Linked DNA regions of Homo sapiens: region 2 is linked to region 1. The links are chromatin loops, found by intact Hi-C in ENCODE. Cell type or tissue: heart left ventricle. All regions are shown on one strand. Links, peaks and the distances in the headings refer to the core of each region. The heading gives the core; the rest is flanking DNA.

Evidence for each region. Hi-C counts contacts between places; a loop is a spot of excess contacts. Peaks named below come from ENCODE experiments on the same cell type or tissue, not always from the same donor. Only the 100,000 strongest peaks of a DNase experiment are listed, where the experiment ranks them.
Region 2: a loop joins it to region 1, with 5 times the contacts of the local background. A loop is called at or near these places in 13 of 110 quality-filtered maps.

What each region holds. Positions count from the first base shown.
Region 1 is chr6:133,755,835-133,758,750 of GRCh38, forward strand. All of the region lies in intron 4 of TARID (TCF21 antisense RNA inducing promoter demethylation), which reads right to left. LOC124901402 (a long non-coding RNA gene) reads left to right here. Exons shown (of 3, transcript XR_007059772.1): 2 at 2,476-2,554. Among named protein-coding and RNA genes, the nearest start is that of LINC01312, 64 kb to the right of the region's middle. In heart left ventricle, for the core only: no CTCF peak of the experiment used is centred there; no DNase peak of the experiment used is centred there; H3K27ac peaks cover 840 bases.
Region 2 is chr6:133,894,210-133,897,125 of GRCh38, forward strand. It overlaps a transcript of TCF21 not described here. Among named protein-coding and RNA genes, the nearest start is that of TCF21, 6.6 kb to the left of the region's middle. In heart left ventricle, for the core only: no CTCF peak of the experiment used is centred there; a DNase peak (open chromatin) is centred at 1,622; H3K4me3 peaks cover 1,979 bases; H3K27ac peaks cover 1,904 bases; H3K27me3 peaks cover 2,318 bases.

The DNA of each region.
Region 1 (2,916 bases), core at 228-2,727:
AAACTAGAAGAATTTCAAGGGTACATTTCAAGACTCTGTTTCTGTTTATAATTGTGTTCCAGAGTTTATATTTATTAATATTGCTTTATTTTGGGCAGACTCCCACAGGAAATCCTGAGGAGTGTACGTTTCTGGCATATTTTATCTCAGATAGTTCCATCCCTTTGGTCTCGCACCCTGACTGCTAGGCTGAAGTGTACCTTTGAAAGCCTCTGCTCTTTAATAGAGCTGAGGATGACAACAAGCAGGAACTTCAACACTCTAGGAAGACAATCTATCTACTTTCTCCAGTTATCATTAAAATGTCTTTTAGACGTAGGTCATAACTGGAAACCTATAAATGATGTCTGTGTAGTAAGCACTTCCCACAGAGCTGGAGTCCCAAGTGATTAAAATTTATCACATTGTTCTTATGGTTACAAATACTGCTGATATGTGTCATTACTTAGAAAGTACTATTCATAACATTTTGATTTCAGTCCAAATAGCTTTTTTTTCCGGAATTTCCCATAAAATGCTCTTGATCTTTTTCTAAAAAGGTCTAATCTCCTTCTCCTTTGAAACAACAAAGAAAAGGGGTTGATTGTTCTTTAGTTTAAATTTTGTTTGGTGTGATATATTTATTGCCTGGTGGAGTGCATCTAATTTTCCATTAGCTTTTCTGAGAAAGTAATTAGGACAGAAGTTAATCCTTTGCCACATGCAAGCTCTAAGCTCTTTCATGAATTAAAAATTATGGTGCATAGTGTGTAGCTCTATTAAAATGATATGCAACCACAAGACCTCATATTTGAGCAGTGCTTTTTTTTAGACCAAAAAAATGCACGCTTTGAATGTACAGATTTACTCTTCAATTAGACAACATAGGGTGCACTGAAATGCTCTAGAGTGGGCCCTACATATGATAAGAGTTTCCTAGAACATGGGATAAGAGGGCAGCCTCTATTTTAGTCTCCTGGAAAGGTGAAGATGTAAAGTTCTTTCAATATGATTGTCTAACCTTCATGCATTTTGCCATTCCCCTGGGAGTTTATATTATAAGGAACAAGGTTAGTGCAGCATGTCTCCAGATATTCAGCTCTTGCTAGGTATTTTACCTGAAAAGCAGTGAATTGAACTGGCTTGTATTTATTGAAAAAATAAGACTCAAGGCAACATGCTGTCTGCTTTTCTACCTAAACACTGAATCCCTGAATGACAATTTGAGATGACCCTACCAGGACAAGTCTTGTTTCAGGTTTTTGTAATTGATTTCTAAATTCTGGGACTAAACATACAGTGTAATAATATTAAGATATCGAGAAAGGAAAGAAAGATACTAATGAAATTTAATACCAAGAGTTTCAGCAAAGGAATATATCAAAACTCATATCATTATTTTGACTCCTAACTATAAAAAGTTCAGTACATGCATTGCATTCTAACCATTTAACCATCTAATTTAGCTAACTAGTACATACACTGTTGTACTATAATTGAACATTTTACAATACTTTACATGGGATGCTATTTAAAGATATCCCCAAAATTTTACCTTCATAGTTTTAGAAATAAATGACAAAGTAAAGGCAAACTTCTTCATGTGGAGTTCTGGAGTCGAGTGTTTTGGGGTTAAGTAGACAAATTTTCAGATCTAGGATTTTTTTATTTTCAAAACAAAATGTACTAGTTCTTTCCATTGCTGACATAGTTGGCTCCGTGTAACTTTTGGAACAAATTTCTTTTTGTAGAATTATCTGGCAGTTTAGAGTCATTTTGTGGTGGGAAAAAAAAAGCCAGCTGGTGACTAGCAAAAATGAAATAGAGGGGGTGTTGATAGGAAGAAAAAAAGAATCATAGCATTGATTGTATTAATCTTATTAAAACAAACTCCAAGGAACTGACTTTCTTATTTTCTCATATGGATATTTTATAGTACCAAATATTCCTCAAAACAAGTGAACAATTGGCTGGGGCTTGACAAGTATTTGTTATCTAGAGGTTTTTCATTGTATGTTAAAAGGCTGGAAAGAGGCAATAATACATAAGTGCAAGGAACACAAAATTCTGATTGCAATGAAATTTTACAGCTAATGTATTCTAAGAACTGCTTTCATCAGGGTTTTCTGTGTATTTTTTGCAACCCATTTTGCCTTTTTATATGGAGTGTTACATTGAAAAGGCCTGTATGTGGGCAAGGTGACCCAATAAGCACAAATCAAGCTACATCTCCCAGATACCTACCCAGCAAAATAGAAAATTCCAGTCAATCAACCAGCTGCTTTGTCTATGTAATAACAAAGGGTAGATTGGTGAGGGTGTTTTTTGTTTTCTAATGTCATGAAATTTCCTGAAATAATTGATTGGTCTAGAAGTTATGTACACCAAAATATATATATAACTATCCTAAACATCCTTAGAATCACAGAATAGCAGATTTGGAAGAGACCACAAAGTTCTAAATCTAGATGCAATGTGTAAATCACCTTTCTCCAGCCTCTCCAACAGGTGAGGAATGCTGATGTCCATATCCACAGAATGGCAGCCCATTCTATCTACAAAGGATTGATTGCAAGTAAGTCCATTCTTATACGGAAACTTCTATATATTGGTCCTTGCAGAAATTCAACATCAGAGACAATAAACCTTTTCCTCTTTAACAATGAAGCTCTTCTTTTCTCCAGGTAAAACATCTTCTATTCCTGTAGTTTTCCTTCTTTTTTTTGTTTTTGACATGGTTTTATATCTTCTCATCAAGTACATTTTTTTGTTTTTAAAAGTATGCTTTTAAGGTATAGTATCTAGATATAAAGTCAGTATTTTTTTAAAAAAAAGTTTTGCCCACTATGGAATGTAGATTTGGGGTTATAACTTTCTTAGTCTGGCAAGCTTGCTCTAAAATTGATTCTAAATCCTATTAGACTTATAGCAGCCCAC
Region 2 (2,916 bases), core at 253-2,752, 140 kb after region 1:
ACCTCTTTTTGGTATCTATTGACTCTTTCTCTCTCTCTTTCTGTCTCTCTTTCACCTTGCACCTCTCCCTAATGCTCTCTAAATTTGTCCAGAGCTTTCTTTTTCCTAGAAATCCAGAGAGCAAAGTCAGAGCCTGGCACCTGCAGATAGGATAACACTGGTGTCTGATGGTGAGGCTGCCCAGTCCCATCAGGAGCCTCAGCCAAGGAGGGGCCTGGGCACACTCAGGTCCCCATGGTTGTCCATTGAATGGAGTGAGGATCAAGGTGGGAATGACTGGGTGGTGGCTGCCACTAGCCCAGGAACATGACAACGTGACCACACCACACATGCCTCCAACACACACCCACAGTCTAAACATCTCTCCTTCTCAGTGAGCCCTTCTCCCATTCCAGATCATCAGCACACCCACACCCACCATAGGTCTCTCTCCTCCGGTCTTCCCAGAAGGGTAAAACTCCCAGCCTACCCTGCTCCAGCTTCAGCCCAGGTAGTTGGTGTGTCTCAATATGAATAGGGGGTGAGTAGCTTCATAGAAAGAATGGGGAACTCCCTTGGCCTCAAGCCAGTATAGTTTGGAAGTTGGGGGTCGGGGATGTTAAGGGTGGGGAGTATCCTGCCTGTGACCTCTAGGTTATGAAAACTATCTTAGAAGGTGCTTTTAGAAAGAACCAGGAGAACAACCAAAGCAGCTTACAGACGCCTGAACGGAGAATGAAGTGTTTCAAGTAAGCGAGTCTGCAAGTTCTCAGAAGCAGACAGATATCCAATCTGGACTGCAGCCAGGGAAGTCCTCTCTCTCGCTCTCTCTCTCTCTCTCTCTCTCTCTCATTGCTTGTATGACTTCACAAGCAACTCAGGATCATTCTAGCAGGCTTTCCCACTGTCAAACAGAGACTTCATTCTAAAAAGAGAAGTGATAAACAGAGCTCCAGCTCTGCTAGCTCTATATATTTACTGATTAGTGGAAAGCACTGACCAAGGAGACTTTTAAGCCAGTGGTTCTTCAGAATCACCTAGATGCCTCCACCCTCCAGAGATCCTGAGTCCAGGAGTCTGAAGTGGGGCCCCAGGTGATGTCATTGCTGCTGGTCCCAGGACCACATTTTAACAATCAATGTTTTCAGGTGTCTCATGAGGAACACTACTTAATGCAGTGGGAAAGAAAATATTTCAGAGGAGAATTTTTTCTTAAAGAAGCTGCATATTCTGGACTCTAATTTAGTTTAATTCACTCCAGGATGGCACGCAGGATTCCTAATTCTTAAATGCCATTCAGTCTGGACTTCAAATCACTTGTCTTCAGAAAATAAAAGATTTGTTCCACCCGGGTGTGTGGACATGGATGCGCTCATCCTGTGTTCTCAGACAGATTTCAGTCATTAGATGATGTTTTTAAGTCCTGAGTGGATTAAAGCCAGACTTCTGTTGGCTCCGTTGCGACCTCTAAGGGAGAGAGAAATCTGGGCTCCCTGGAATCACGTCCCCTGCAAGAGAGTCCCTTGGTCCATTCTCGGGCCAGAAAAAAATCTCCCCATCACTCCAGTGCGAGTGGTTGGCCTTGCTCTGGTCCGGCACTGTGTGCGTCGGGAAGTCGGCCTGGAGTTGGGGTTGCAGGGACGCCACGGCTGGTGGCGAGCGCAGCAGGAGTGCCTGGAGAGCTCGCGGCCAGCGGGGAGCTGAGCGCAAAGGCGGAGGAGGGAAGCAGCCTCTGAGGCTTCCCCGCCTGGGAGAAGAGTTTTTGGAAGTAGGCGAGACGGGGAAGGAGTTCTGAGCCTCAGTCCGCACAGCCTCCTTTCCGTCCCTTTCCGGGTGCAATCTCCGGGCCAGCGGGTGCGTGTCCCGCTGCAGATCCGCTGGCTCAGGGATGAGGCGCAGGGCAGGTTCTGGGTTACGTCCCCACACCGCGGGGAACCCAGGTGCGAGCGGGGCGCAGCTGGCCTGCCAACATCCTTTCTTAGCTTTGCATCCTTCGCTCCAAATGCTGGCTCTGCCCTTGGAAACTCGCTGGTTGCCAGCAGCATTCTTCAGAGTCCGCCGGGCTTCCTTCAGGCGTTTGGAGGAACACGCCTTTGATCTTTGGGTCTGGGCAGGCTGCGCGGGCCCACCCTCCTTCCAGTTCACCGAAAGATTAACCACCTCCAAGGACTATTTAAGAGCCCCTCTCAGGGCCGAACGGGGAGAAAGGGTGGGAAAAGGAGGAGAGAGCATCCCTTTAGAATGCCCCAGAGTGACGAGAACAGACTTCTCAAAAACAGTGTCAGGCGGTCTTTTGTACCCAGCACTCAGTGTAGTGCCTGACACCTCAATAAATGTTGAATCATGAATGAATCATTAACTCTTTGAGGCTATAAGATAGATAAGATAGAGAGTAATGGGGCAAAGTGACAATGGGCTGTTGTGGTTAAATTGAACTTGAACTTGAACCTCTTACCTTGAAGTCTGGGCGCACATTTGAGAAAAGAATAAAGCAAGTAGGTATGATGGGACTGGGTGAAATCAGGTGGTGGTGGATTGTTTGCAGCACTCACGAAATATGCTCTCTCCTTTTCCAGTAAAATATATTACTAGATGTTAATTTACATGGCCCGTAGACTAGAATCATTAGTTTAAAATGTGCTTTGATAATGAAAATGATTTGAGACACTAAGCAGATTACATGACCTTATTTTAAAATTAATCCAGTTGGTGATGAGGAAGTAATGTATTGCTTTTCACAGATGTAGGTGAGACACTGGTATAGTGGAAAGAGCTTTTGACTGAGTTCTTGGACAAGATACTAGACCTTTCAGGACCTTGGTTCTTCCATCTCTTTAAAATGAGTATAATAATGACTACTTTTGTGAGATAATGTGTAATTGGACAATGCCTGGAACATAATAGACACTAGTTAATATTGGGTTCAAGCGATTCTTC